3 separate regions of the Homo sapiens genome follow, and all the other regions are linked to region 1. A link is a loop called in an ENCODE intact Hi-C map of the cell type or tissue named here. Cell type or tissue: endothelial cell of umbilical vein. All regions are shown on one strand.

Region 1 (5,000 bases):
ATAACATTTTTGGCATTCTAAAACCTCCATACAGCAAATCCATCTTTCAGATGTCCTTGGTATGATGTCGCTATGAAAAGATTACTGAGGCTTCTAGCAATTTGAGTTTAATTCAAGGCCTTTTCATAACTGTACTTCCCTTAAATACCCAGGCCACCACCTGCAGGCCTGCTGCATTCCATAGGTGCTTGCTGTCCCTCTCCCTCTGCTCTCGTCTCACTCTCTCCATGTAACACGCCCCTTGGTAGCTTCTGAGACACCTGGAATTCACCCTCCATTTAAAATCCCACTACCAAACCTCTTGAACTAGGCATCAGTCTCCCCATTCTGAACTCCAGGAGGAAGTGGGGGGCGGGGTGGAGGGAGAATTCAAGCTGGTCAAAACAAAGTCTATCAATATTACTTTGACCCAATTTGAATATTCTCTGACACTACTTCACTTGCTTTAGAATTTAGAAAAGTTAAAATTGTACAGAATTACCTTTGCTTTTTGAGAAATTTTGTTTTACATTGTATACGTGCTTATGAAGCATTGCTGTTTCATTAACTGGTCTGCATCCAAATGGAGAGGATTGTATACAAGGCTTTCACAGTGCCTAGGAGTGCTCCTGCTGACCCACAATAGACATTCCACAATACTGATGTGGAAAAGGAGCATGATATGACTTACATCAGCATTAGACAAAACGTGTCATTTTCTTGGAAGTTGCAAACAGTTGACATTACCCGTAATATAAAAGTAAATTTCCATAAATAAATTCCTGGCACTCATTGTTACCTTAGTCTAGAACTTTCACAACTTTCTAGATCAGTGATTTTTTTCCACCTGGAGCTTTTAACATTCCTGTGCTCAGTGCTGCAATTCACAACCCTTAAGATTTAGCAAACTCTGTTACAAATAATTTAAAGAAAGCAATTCATGATTATTCAAGTGATAATTAGAAAGCAAAAGGAGTGCTAGCCAGTCCTCCAGGGCTGAAAAATTCAGCACCTTTAGAGACCTCTGTCTCCACTCCTGAAACGCTGGCTGTTTACACTAAGAAGACTGGCGCCATGGCCCCCTCTGCCTCACGTCTGTATCACCCCCTTCCATGCAACATCCATCTGGATGGCTCCAGAGGCAACCTGAAAATCCAAATTGCTACTGTAAACAGTGGTGGGTGGGCTGAGTCTCCTCTGGGGGTGGCCTGGCCCCGGATAATGACCCTTCTAACCTGCCTTCAGTGGCCGCTGTCCAGAGCCCCACAGCCTCAAACTTAAGGACACAGCCAGCCTCGGGGTGTTCCTGGACATCACCCCCACCACTTCAACGTCCTACTATCAGCATCCCGGGAATGAAAAATAGGAAGGTCGCAACTTTCAGGTTTTGTCGTTGGAAAATGTGTTTCCATGCTCATACAGAAGTGGAACTAAAAGATGACAAGGCCTTGGGTACCTGCACTCCTGGTCAGTTGTTTTGACAACTGGCCGAGTCAATCACACTCTCTTAAAAGCTTATCTGACAGGTGAGAAATTCCTTGTCTCCAGGTCATTCCGGGGGCACTCTGGTGCAGGAAGGAGGATTCCTGCACCAGGAATGCGCTGGTCCAGGGTCCGTAGGGGAGAGAGGGGAAGAAAACTGGGAAGTCTCAAGGACAAGGAGGGGCGCGGCGAGGAAAGGGCAAGATACCTGGAAATGTCATGAGAAGGATGGAAATGGGTGAGGAGGCGGCGGACTGGAGAGAAATCGGTGAATAGAGGAAGATGGGGCGAGAGGAGGATGAGCAACAGCGAGCGCAGCGCCTCGGGTTGCAGGCGTCCAGCCGCGGCGGGGCCAGCCGCTTCCAGAGCGCCGGCGAGGCTGGCGGCCAGCCGAGCCCCGGGAGCCGGAAAGTTGGCGCGGAGAGGGCCAGCCGGGCAGCGCCCCCTGCGCCGCGGGGAGGCGCCGGGCTGGCAGCGGTGCGGCGACTTACCTTCTGGTCGACAATGGAGCAAGCCATCTCGCGGACGTGCGCCAGGCTGTAGTCCCCGGACGAGTCCTGCAGCAGCAGCACCGGCTCACGGCTCAGGCCGATCTGCAGATGGAACGAGATGCCCCCGACCGGGGCCGCGACAGGAGCCAAGAACGGCGCGGGCCCGGGCCCGGACCCTGGGACCAGTGCGGCGGCCGCTGCGGCAGCTGCCGCCGCCACGGGCAGCAGCGGACTGGGCGGCCGCAGGACCGGAGGGGCGCTCATCGCTCGGCGGGGCGCAGGGCCGGGCAGCGGAGGGCGGGGGCTGGCGGCGCGGCAGCAGGAAAGTTTTGCAGCCGCTGAGCCAGGAGCTTCTTTCTCCGAGAGCCCAGACGGAAAATAAAAACTTTCCGGAAAAGTCCCTGGGCTGGGGGAGGGCAAGGGGATGAGGATCGGGAGGGGAGGGGACTAAGGGGAGGAGATGGGGAGGAGGGAAAATGGCCGAGGCGGGAGGACTCTGAGGCCCGGAACGCGGCAGCCGGCTCGGGGCCGCCGGCACTGGGGAGGCGCCGCCGCCGCCAAGAATCTGCCGCCTGGCGCGCTCGGAAGGACGGGGCGACGGGTCGGCGCGGCCCGAGCGCCGGGCGGGGGCCGGGGCGGGAAGGGGGCGTGAGGGGCGGGGAAGGGGAGCTGGGGGCGGGCACTGGGGAGCCACCACCCGGCGGGCGCGGGAGTCGCAGGAGCAGCGGCCGCAGTGGCCGCAGGGTGCCCGGTCGCCGCCCCCTCCGCCCGCAGTTCCCGGGGCCTGAGCCTCCGCGAGCCGGGATAGGACCGAGTGGCGGGGCTCGGAGCCGCCTCGGCAGGCGCGGCCCTTCCCTCCCTGCAGGGATTCCCGTCCTCTCGGGTCCCGCTGCCCCGCCCCGACTGCGGACGGAGTGGATGGGGTGCACCGCCTCAGACCCGCTTCCTGGGGTCGCGAACTTCCCGGGCCCCAAGGTCCCTGCCACCTCTTCCAAATGCTGGAGGACTACGCACTTCTACAAGTGAGGTGACTTTTGAGGAATTCAAGAATGCTGATCACAGCGGTTCCCCTTGGGTCTTACCTTCGGAGGGTCAAGGGAGGATGGGTCATCTGGAACCCACTTACATCCAGGCCCCTCTGGGAGCCCTGGGGTTTGTGGCCAAAGAGGGTAGGAAGCCACTCCACAGAAAGGGGTTTAAACTTGTCTCTACCCTTTTTGTCGCTCTGACGCGCCCTTACAGCCAAACCTACGTACTCCACCCCAGCTCCTAAGGCACCGGATATACACAGTGATCTAAGGAGAGGGTCGCTTTGGAAAGAAAAGGCATTGACTGCCCAAGGGCAGGAGGGAGGTCTGATGCGGTCTCCTTTCCTTTACCTTATTCTTTGCGCCTGAAGTTTCTACTTTGGAGCTTCAGAAACTATTTTCCTTCTCCTCTATCAATCTAAAGTCTGTTATATAGGAGCAGTGCCCCCAAGTCCACCTCAGCACCGCCACCGTCATCACAAGCACAGCCATCAGGATTGGGCACAACCTGCCCTAATTTGGATCGCCGTTTATTTTTACTGTTGTTTTGGCAGGGTGGGGATTGCTTTACATTCGCTGGAGATGAATTATAATTCTCCCCTCCAACCAGGGTGGGCTTCATGGGTGTGCGACTATGCAGTTGTATAGGCCACAGCTCATAAGACCCGTGTTTGGTTTAATATTCTGGGACAATAGTCTACTGTCGCTGTTTTGTTCTTCTTCATAATTTTTAATCAAGGAGTCTCACATTTGTATTTTGCAATGGGCCACGCAGATAATGTAGTCAGCTTTGCCTCTCTCTTCGCCACTTCCCTAGACTTTCCCCTTCCTCTGCGTAAGTACACACAAACATACCTAAACAAACATTTTGTATTTTGTATAGCTTATTTTGTTCTGTTTTATTTATTTATTTATTTATTTATTTATTTATTTATTTATTGTCTTAACTTCTGGTTGTGGCCCAAGATATTGCAAGGTAGCTTCCTTTAGAACCGTGTTCCCAGGGTCAGTAATGGAGCCCCAAACACTGCAAGGCTGCACAACTGCATTGAAGAGACTTGAATTTATTCTCTGAATGTGATGGTTTGATAAGGTCTACCTGTGTTTACATTTTCCCTGCATAGTTACTTATGAGGTGGTCCTCTTCATCCCTGATACAGGTAGGTAATTTTCCTAATGTTCTAGACTCAGCTAATCTAGGAAAATGGTGGAATTTTTCTTGATGAAATGCCTTTCTGAATTCTGAAGGAGGTTTTTTTCTTTTAAATGTCCGAAACTATACTTCATTTTCTTTGAAATCAGAATAAAGTTAATATTCCACAGTTTTCTATTATCAAAAAAAAGCTTGCTGGTCAGTTTACAAGAGACTTACAAAAAGCTAGTTTCACTTGAGATTCAAGAGCGCTGAAGACATTCATGTTTTATAGATATCACAACTGCATGTTGAGGACTTCTCTGTTCCAGGCACTGTACTGGCACCAGTTGCACAGCTGTGAAGACAGGTGGTCCTTGCCCTAAAAAGATCACAGTGAAAAGGGGAGGGGGGATGGAGTAAAACCACAAATGATATTATTTCTAATATTCATAATTGCAATGAATTTTTTAAACCCAATGGCGAAGACAGTGACTTGTGGGAGGAGGGATGAAGAAATGGGCACTGCTCTGGACTGGGAATGAGAGAAGACTTCACTGAGAAGTTTACATTTGAGCCAAAATCTGGATGATAGAAAGGGTAGACTTCAGAAGAACTAGGGGAATAACATTGTAGGCATAGGTAACAGAGAGTGCAAAGACTCTAACACAGAAATATATTTAACATTTTCAAGGCATAGGAAAAGAGGGGCAAGTGCGTGAGATGAGGTCAGAGAGCTAATAGAAACCAGGTTACCAGGAGTCTTGAAAGCCATGGTAAAGTGTTTTTATTTCAATTCTCAGTGCACTACCAACCCATTGGAAGGTTTTAAAGCAGGGAATAATAAGATTAATTAGCATGTTTTAAAAGATTACTCTGGATTTTGTG
Region 2 (5,000 bases), 380 kb before region 1:
ACTAGTGATCTGTTGCCAATGATTACTTACATGGGTAAATGGTTTACATTTCAAAGAAATTAGAACAGAAAAGTTTATTTCTACAGTGTCATTCTTGTTCCCAAATTGCATGTTTACTTGAGTGGAAGAGAAATGAGTAGAATCTCAAAGGAGAAGAAAACAGCATTTATTGAAAACCTGTGTAATCATTTAAATTTATATAAACATGTGTGTGTAAAGCCTGAAAGGATTTTGGAATTTTGAAAGGATAATGGGATAATGCTTTTTTGTGTTAAGCCACTGAGACTTTGGGTTTTATTTGTTACCATGGCACAGTCTATCCTATCCTGACTAATACATCTGTGTATTTATGAGTTCACTCGAGGTAATTTATCATTATTTTTATATTACATATGACAAAGCTGAGACTTGAAGAGATTTAATAACTTGTCTGGATAGAAAGCAGTCCAGCTGGGATTTAAATCCAGCTGTCATATGAACCACGATATTTTTTGAATTAAAAGTATTTCTTATATCATATGTAATGTGACTTACGTGTGAATGAAGCTACTATTTTTGCATAAAATATGCCCGGTATGTGAATAAAACTGATTCCTTTTATCCCTTTTTATCCTTATGTTTTTCAATGTATTCCCATTATGGCCATCTTCACTGCATAAGTAAAGCCTCCTTATTCTATAAGGAAAAATCCTTCCTCCCCAATACAGAGTTAAACAAGATACTAAAATTTGTTTCCAATATGTAGCAGAAGACAATCTGTCCTCTAAGAAGAACTCTCTCTCCCCATTCCAATTAAAGCCTGGGGGTAATTGGAAACAAATAAGGGGCAAAAGCCCATATATCTTGGCTACTTGATGATTCTGATGGCAATTCGGTCTTTACTGGACACCTGAACCAAAGTAATTCTTGAGAGCCTATCATTTATAATAGGTGCTATGGACCTAATGTTGTTAGCACCTGTAATTTGGATTGGTTTTCTAGTAATAGCAAGCAAACGACAATCTCTCTCCCCATATTTAACTTTTGTAGGCAAGGCTGTGTGTTTTCAAGAGTTGTGCATGGCTCCATACTACTGGTGTAACTTTTTTTTGGTTTTTTTTTTTTTTTGAGACAGAGTTTCACTCTTCGTTGCCCAGACTAGAGTGCGGTGGCGTGATCTCGGCTCACTGAAACCTCCACCTCCCGGGTTCAAGCGGTTCTCCTGCCTCAGCCTCCCAAGTAGTGGGACTACAGGCGCCTGCCACCACACCCAGCTAATTTGTGTATTTTTAGTAGAGATGGGGTTTCACCATGTTGGCCAGGCTGGTCTTGAACTCCTGACCTCTGGTGATCTGCCTGCCTCAGCCTCCCAAAGTGCTGGGATTACAGGCATGTGCCACTGTGCCCTGCCTACTGGTGTAACTTTAAGGCAAGTCCTTTCAACTGAATAACACGAGTAAATATATTTTATTTCAATCCTGTTACCAAAGCTTAAATGAGTCCAAAGTGTAAGCAGTTTTTATAATGAATAAAAAGTAAAAAAAAAAATTAAGTACAGCAGTTCATCTTACTAAATTTTAATATTGCCTGTATTGTGAGAAAAAAAATTCAGCTTAAGAATGATCTGACTGGCTGGGAGCAGTGGCTCATGTCTGTAATCCTAGCACTTTGGGATGGATCACCTGAGGTCAGGAGTTCGAGACCAGCCTGGCCAACAAGGTGAAACCCCATTTCTACCAAAAATACAAAAAATTAGCTGGGTGTGGTGGTGGGTGCCTATAATCCCAGCTACTCAGGAGGCTGAGGCAGGAGAATCTCTTGAACCCAGGAGGCAGAGGTTGCAGTGAGCCCAGCTTGCACCATTGCACTCCAGCCTAGGCAACAAGAGCGAAACTCTGCCTCAAAAAAAAAAAAAAAAAGAATGACCTGACTATGAAACTCTTATTCAAAACCCACTTTATTTCCTTAAGATACAAGGAACTATTGACTTCGAATTGTGAAAACCTCTCTATTTATACTTTAGAAAGACCAATAAAACCAAGATGATGCTCTTTGAGTAGCTTTTAAGACAAATGCTTGAATATTTTGTAGATTTTCAAATATAGAAAATATCGGGCCAGCATGATGACTCATACCTGTAATCCCAGCCATTTTGGGAGGCAGAGGTGGGAGGATCACTTGAAGTCAGAAGTTAGAGATGAGACTGGGTAACAAAACAAGACCTCAATCTCTGCAAAACATAAAAAAATAAATAAATAAAATATCCAAGCATTGTGATGCATGCCTATCATCCCAACTACTCAGAAGGGTAATGCAGGAGGATTAGTTGAGCCCAGGAGGTCAAGGCTGCCGTGGGCTATGATGGCACCACTGCACTTCAGCCTAGGCGACAGAGCGAGAAGCTCTCAAAAAAGAAAGAGAAAGGGAAAGAAACAGTGGAAGGTAGGAAGGAAGGAGACAGAAAGAAAGAGAAAGAAAATATTAAATATCTTGTGAAAAACAATCAGAAAATGGAACAAAAATATATAAAACATGCAGTAATTATTATCTTGCAAGTAGCCCAAACCTTTTAAAAATGCATCTGTCCACATTAGTTATCTGGCAATGGCCACTGTACCACTAGAAATATTTCAAAAATGCATTTCCCCTACACATTTGTTTCATATGGATTGAATCAGAAAACATGGAAACTACAGATTAACCTAAGTGTTCATTGATGCTTTAGTTTGAGTTTTGCAGAATATTCTCTTAATTTATTAACAATATGCTACATATATATGAAGCCATGAGCTTTTCTATTTAAAACCTGTAGTGAAAAAAAAAAACCTTAGTGAATTTCAAAAGGAGATTATGCCTTTTTCTTATTGTTACTGACATTTATTCAGTGTCAAAATAATGACTATAGCAATATGTGGAAAAAATACTTAAGAACGGTTCAGAAAAGGGTGTCAAGCAGATACATCAGCCCATAATAAAGCCATCAGATAGGCATTCATCTTGGCCATCATCAACTTTTTGTCACTGTTGTTCAAGTTTATTCTAATATAGTTTTGCTGGTATTGTTGTTAATTAAATACTGTATATAAGAACATGGAGCCATTTTAACAGGAACATCTTTAGGCCACAACACAGATGGAGTCATGCAAATAACTAAAATGACCACAAGGTGGCAAAGTATACAAATCTACATCATTCAGATGGGCTCTTCCAGAAGAGAAAGTGTCTTGTAGCAAGCGGGTGGGGCTGGGGAGGGAGGGGGGAGCTTTTTTATGATTGTCTGCTGGCTAGAGAATAGCAAAATTATACTAATTTCTCAAAAATTGGTAATTACCCCAAATTCCTAGTACTTGAAATGATGTATCATGTTACTATTCTAATTTATTATAAATTTTTCTGTTTTAGAGCAAAATTGAATTTCTTAAATCCCAAATATATATTTTAAAATCAAAATTATTGGGTGTCTTTCACAGCGTTTTAAATTCATTTGATATGTATACACGAGTCAATCGGAAAATGGGAGTTATTGCTCTACAAATTCAGAACCATTATGTGATTATATGATTAGTACTAGTTATCACAAAATTACAGCTATTTATATTTCAAAAATTTTTAGTTTGGAGCAGCTAGATTATAAGACTTCTTCTTAATATTGTTGTTTCCAACACTCTGTGATCTTTTATTTTCCCTATAATGTAGTTTGAGAGATCAATTAGTTTTCTTTTTTTCTTTTTTGAGATGGAGTCTTGCTCTGTCACCCAGGCTGGAGTGAAGTGGCATGATTTCAGCTCACTGCAACCTCTGCCTCCCGGGTTCATGCCATTCTCCTGCCTCAGCCTCCCAAGTAGCTGGGACTACAGGCGTGCACCACCATGCCCAGCTAATTTTTTTTTTTGTATTTTTAGTAGAGACAGGGTTTCACCATGTTGGTCAGGCTGGTCTAGAACTCCTGACCTCAAATGATCCACCCGCTTTGGCCTCCCAAAGTGCTGGGATTACAGGTGTGAGCCACTGTGCCTGGCCAGTTTTCAATCTAATATTTAATAATCTACATCTGAAGGCCTGACCTCTTGAGTCCTAGATAAGAAAATCTAAAATATCCATTTGGATGTGCCATACATAATTTATAATTAATATATTCAAAACTGAGCTCATTGTTTTTCTCCCAAAAGACCTCCTCCTTTCATCCGATTTCCCTCCTGTTAACCCAAGGCTGAAACCTGGGACTGCTTAGTATCTATTCTCTTGTTTCTCTGCACCCTTCATCATCTGGATCCTACCCACTTCTTTGGTCTCTACTTCTCCATTCCCTTTCCCCAAACTTAACCATATTCTCCCACCCTTCTTTGGCTTGGCCTATGCTACTTTTTGTTATCCGGCTACTACTCCTGGGGTTGTAAATTGACATACTTTCTGGAAGCTTTTGGCATAATGTATTAAATACCTTAGAAAATTCATATTCCTGTATTTGTCAACTCCATTTCTAAAAATGAAGTCGTGAAAAAGTTGATCTAACATTTTGTAAATATTATTTATAATAGAAAAAAACAGAAAACTTAAAACTCTAAGAATGTTTTGCAGTGGCCAGGCATGGTGGCTCATGCCTGTAATCCTAGCACTTTGGGAGGCCAAGGCGGGCCGATCACTTGAGATTGGGAGCTTGAGACTAGCCTCACCAACATGGTGAAACCCTGTCTCTACTAAAAATACAAAAAATTACCCAGGTGTGGCGGCGCATGCCTGTAATCCCAGCTACTTGGGAGGCCGAGGCAGGAGAATCACTTGGACCCAGGAGGCGGAGAGTGTAGTGAGCCGAGATTCCACCACAGCACTCCAGCCTGAGCAACAGAGCCAGGTGACACTGTCTCAAAAAAAGAGAGAGAGAGAGAGAAGTTTTCGCAGCTATGTAAATGGCATTTTCAAATAAATACTTTCATGGAAAATGTTTGTGATGTAATATTAAGTAAAAAGCAATGTTAGAATAAAACTGTTAAATGTGATCTGCTTTATCCCCCCAACAAAGA
Region 3 (5,000 bases), 270 kb before region 1:
ACTTACGCTTATCTATTTTGTGACCTTGCAGCTGCACAGCAAGAAGAAAAACAGAAACTTAGAGACCTTACAATATATGTGGGAAACAGATAAGGTGTCTTACAGTTTCTACAGAAAAGCAGTTAATATTCTTTTCTAACTTTTACTTCAAGGGGTTCACCAATGCCTATTACAGCTAAACTTTTTATTATTTTTTCTATTTCATAAGGACAATCAATTCTTTAATTTTTCTACTTCAATAGTACATTATAGAATCCTAGCCCATAATACTCAATGTCAAACATGTAGCGCTGTGTGTGTCTGTGTGTACACGCTCATGTGCTTCTGAAACAACGTGGTAAGACCAAAGACTAGATTTTAATGCAACTTAATTACAAAAGAGAAAGAGACAAAAGATAAGAGACTTTTCTCCTCTATCTATCCCACACCCCTAAAAGAGCTTTGGGTTTTAAAAATACAGAAAAGCACTCACTCAATGAAATTATATCACTCAAGTGATATTTTCAGTGCATGGCTACACAAAAATAGATACCACTAAAAACTGGGCTATTTAGAGAAAGAGGCATATTTGTTCATAACTCCCTGACATTGTCTCATCTTACATTTCACTATATTTATTATTAAAATGGCAACATCATCACTCTTTTTGAGAAGGCAAGAAGGAATTCATCTGATTAGATTAAATCAAGTATCAGAATACCATGTCTAAGGGGTTCAGTAAAATAATGTATCTAAATATTTGAAAAGACACAAATATTTTAGAGGCTGAATTTTCTCTAGTTTCTAGAAGTCTAATTTATAGTACCAATTCCAATCTTCTACTCTCCTCTCTCCTTCTCATTATTATTTCTTCTATAGAAATCTTTCTTTTTTTTTTTTCCTGGGTAGCCACATTCATGAGGACATATAAACTGTTGAAGTGAACATAAGTAACCTTTTTTTCATATTTTTTATTTATTATTTATGTATTTATTTTTGAGACCGAGTTTTGTTCTTGTTGTGCAGTCTAGAGTGCAATGGCTGTGATCTCTGCTCACTGCAACCTCCACCTCCCAGGTTCAAGTGATACTCCTACCTCAGCCTTCCAACTAGCTGGGATTACAGGCATGCACCACCATGCCCAGCTAATTTTTTGTGTTTTTAGTAGAGATGGGGTTTCACCACGTTGGCCAGGCTGGTCTCGAACTCCTGACCTCAGGTGATCCACCCGCCTTGGCCTCCCAAAGTGTTGGGATTATAGGCGTGAACCACCGTGCCTGGCCCTTTTTTTCATATTTCTCAGGTAGCAGTTCAGAAGTTATGAGCAGTCGGTAATTAAGGGAGCAGAAACTTAAATCTATCCCAGCCTAGAATATTAGATGGACGCAGATGCCCACAAGTAAATGCCTGCAATTCCTAACAGTGGAAGGCTCTGTTTTGTGTCTTGTCAGGAGTGCTGTGGAGGTCACGGTACCTTGCCTGAGAGTTGCACGGGATTTTCAGAGCTGTTACTAAAAATCCGATTGTTTTTAAGACCTATATATTAGTAAGTGTGAGGCAATTGGTATATGATGCCACCCCCTCCCAGCAGGGTTCATGAAGAACTCTCCAGTAGTATTCACATTTACAATCACATATCTGCAAGGTTTTGTTCAGAGCATGAATTAAGAATGGACATATATGATAAGCCAGACTTGTGGAATGAAATCAGATAACAGTAACTCAAAGCAGGCCTCACAATCTTATTAATTTTACTGAAGGACACTTTCCCCAGAAACTCACTACTGCACATAGTCTCAGGAAGCAGGGAAGTTCTGGTTAAAAAATTTTTGGACATCTTTCCTCACTGAAAGTACACACTGCCCAGGTTTGAATTTGAAAAACTAGTTTGTAGAATCATCAAAGGAAAACCTGCAATTTCTGGCAAATGTACTACATGAGTGTCATGGTGCATATTTAAATGGAAAAATGACTTTTTATTTCAGAGAAATCACCAGGATTCCTGGAATTCCAGAACACAAGAGTTAAGTCTCTACTTCTAAATAGACTTTTGCTGCATTGAAAAATATCCTGGCAAATGTTCATCTGGGCAGTAAGTATCATCATAGTTAAGAAATAGCTTTTTGTCCATTATTTGCTTATTTGAAAAGAAACTACTTTGACTATTATAAAATGTATCAGGATCATATCTAATTATAGATAGAAAATACAATGCTGGTATTCTCGTTTTCATTTTTTAAATAAATGAAAACAGTAACTAAATGAATCATTTCTGAGGGGAGATGTTCTATGAACGTATGCAGCCTAGAGCTCATTTTAGTACAATCCGTGTCTTCATTACATGTGAGTCAGTAAACCTGTATGAAAATAATAGCAGTTTATGGCCAATTGTTATTTAGAAAATATGCAACCTCACATAAAAAGTTAAACTGAATATTGTCCGGATTGCATAAAATTAAAGGATATAAAATGGTCAAATGCAGAGAAAGCTTTTAGAATGAGCGATTTATTTCCTAATGATTTCTGTAAGGTGGCCTGAATGTTAAGAATAACCAAAAAGATTAGGCTAGAAGCATTTAATTCCAAGAAAAAATAAGTTCTCTGTAGAGCCTCTTAACTTCAAAGCTAAATTAGTAGATACCTCCTTAAAGTCACTTAAAAACATTTAAGATAACTTTAGTAAAGTTATTTAATTTTTTAAAAAAAATCCATAATGTAAAAAATGCTGTGTCATCAATTATATCCTATGGTCACACAGGTCATCCAATATCTTAAATTCTGCTTCATTTTCCACCTTGACTTCAGTTCTTTTACCTCAAGAAAAGGTCATTCTCCTCAACTGCTTGACAAAAATATTATCTTTAATCTGGCCATGTTGATTTATTTTCAACATGTCTCTATATGGTTAAGTCTCTATACAGTAAGAGAATGAATGAAAATATGTCTTCTCCATGTGAAAAAAATCAATATGGGAAAAGACATAAAAAACATACAGATCACAGATTAATAGAGGATAACAGTCATAATACATAAAGACTATAAGCAACCAATAAGCAACTCAATGGAAAAAGAGAAAGGCAATTCACCATGGCTGAAATACAAATGGCCAATTAATATATGAAAAGCCTTTATTCTCTCCAACAAAGAAATATATAGTTAGGCACAGATTTTATATAGATATATTTCAAATTAGCAGGGAGGAAAAGCCTTTTAAAATATTGACAACACCTGTTGTTGGGAAGAGTATAAGGAAATGGAAACTCTCATACACTATTTTCAGTAGAGTTAAAAATGTAAACTTTTACACTTTTGAATAACTATTTTTTTTTTTAAAAAAGCAGTATAACCTATTTGGATTCTAATAATGTTATCTACTAACTCATTCAGTAAATAATTTTTATTTTTACTTTATTTATTATTATTTTTTGAGACAGAGTCTCATTCTATCACCCAGGCTGGAGTGCAGTGGCATGATCTTGGCCCAATGCAACCTCTGCCTCTCGGGTTCAAGCAATTCTCATGCCTCAGCTTCCTGAGTAGCTGGGATTACAGGTGCGTGCCACCATGCCTGGCTAATTTTTCTATGTTTTTAGTAGAGGCAGGGTTTCACCATGTTGACCAGGCTGGTCTCGAACTTCTGGCCTCAAGTGATCTGCCTGTCTCGGCCTCCTAAAATGCTAGGATTATAGGTGTGAGCCACTGTGCTTGGCCAAATAAATATTTATTCAGAATTTACTAGTGCTTTTACAAATACGCAAAAAATAGAGATGCTTATTTTTTGCATTATTTCAAATTTAAAATGGAAACAGGAGGACAGATTGGTTACATAAATCAATATATTTCATTGTAATATAATACCAGGAAGCTTATACAAAGACATATACTATATCTACTTGTCGGTATATGGTTTACCTATGCAAGCTCCATGAAGGCGGATAATTTATCTATTTTTGCATACTTGTGCACCTCAGGGTTACAGACATAAAAGTGTAAACTGACCAGGACATGCTGAACATGGAGCAATGGCCAGGTTTCTATAACCATTCTGCTACTTGCACAACTGTCACTAAAACATTTCTCTGAAGAAATTCTGGTCGAATTTCATGCATCAGTTTCTTCCAAGACATTTATAAAGAGAAAAGTCTGTTATCTTTTTGACAAACTAGACGTAAACAAAGTTCAAGAAAAACAGCTCATGCCGAAAACACATCTTATTTCCATCAGGAGCTAGCCTGTGAAGGCCTGGTTGCTTTTAATTTGTACAACTTGCACAGAAAATCAGACTACTCTTCAGTCCTCCTTTATGCAATCTGTTCCCGACTGCAATGTGGGAGAAGGAAGTGAAAAATGTTTCCTGTCCTTCTTTGGCTTCATGCCCAAAGGATTATTTGAAAGGAAAGATACTAATTCACATTTAAAATTATGTCTAGAAGGCATTTTAAATTACAAACCAAATTTACAAGACTATAAAAAATTACACTCACCTAGCTTTCACACTGGACTTATTCTAAGTAGGACACTTTTTGAGTAAGAATGATTTTTCAAAAATAGGAATTTACTATTATTGAAGCAGATGTCTTCATCCTGTAGCTTATGAATCAGAAATCTTGACTCATCCATCTTAATTAACCCAGAACATGTTCTGGTTGTGTTTTCATTAGCTTCCTTTGTTAGAGTTACCGTAACAAGACCATCTTAGAATGGATACTAATAATAATATTTGAAATTTATAGTCCCATGAGGGAAAATAACAGTATGTCAACTCTCAATTGACCAAGGTATAGAAATAAAAGACAGTAAACATTCACAAGTCAACTGACCAAAACAAACCATCACAAGAAGAGCATTGTTGGATGCTCTAATACTTGACCTAAATACTTCTCCTCCACGTTCACATCATTCATTGCTTAAAATAGAAAAAAGGCCAATTTTGGAGGAGGGCTTAACTAAAACCTTTTTTAAAGGAAATTTGTGTTTTTTCCATATATAATTTCTGTCTGGATTGAGAGACTGACATTTCC

Evidence for each region. Peaks named below come from ENCODE experiments on the same cell type or tissue, not always from the same donor. Only the 100,000 strongest peaks of a DNase experiment are listed, where the experiment ranks them.
Region 2: it touches region 1 in a loop (10-fold over the local background); 21 of 110 quality-filtered maps call a loop at or near these places.
Region 3: it touches region 1 in a loop (16-fold over the local background); 4 of 110 quality-filtered maps call a loop at or near these places.

What each region holds. Positions count from the first base shown.
Region 1 is chr14:29,925,297-29,930,296 of GRCh38, forward strand. It overlaps PRKD1 (protein kinase D1), which reads right to left and starts at 2,551. Exons shown (of 18, transcript NM_002742.3): 1 at 1,953-2,551. The coding sequence starts at 2,216. It overlaps LOC105370429 (a long non-coding RNA gene), which reads left to right and starts at 2,831. Exons shown (of 3, transcript XR_943703.2): 1 at 2,831-3,815. In endothelial cell of umbilical vein, a CTCF peak has its summit at 1,927; DNase peaks (open chromatin) are centred at 1,945 and 2,265; H3K4me3 peaks cover 1,991 bases; H3K27ac peaks cover 871 bases.
Region 2 is chr14:29,545,912-29,550,911 of GRCh38, forward strand. No RefSeq gene overlaps it. Among named protein-coding and RNA genes, the nearest start is that of PRKD1, 380 kb to the right of the region's middle. In endothelial cell of umbilical vein, a CTCF peak has its summit at 3,109 (motif pointing right); a DNase peak (open chromatin) is centred at 3,130.
Region 3 is chr14:29,650,784-29,655,783 of GRCh38, forward strand. All of the region lies in intron 4 of PRKD1 (protein kinase D1), which reads right to left. Among named protein-coding and RNA genes, the nearest start is that of PRKD1, 270 kb to the right of the region's middle. In endothelial cell of umbilical vein, no CTCF peak of the experiment used is centred here; a DNase peak (open chromatin) is centred at 4,458; H3K27ac peaks cover 675 bases.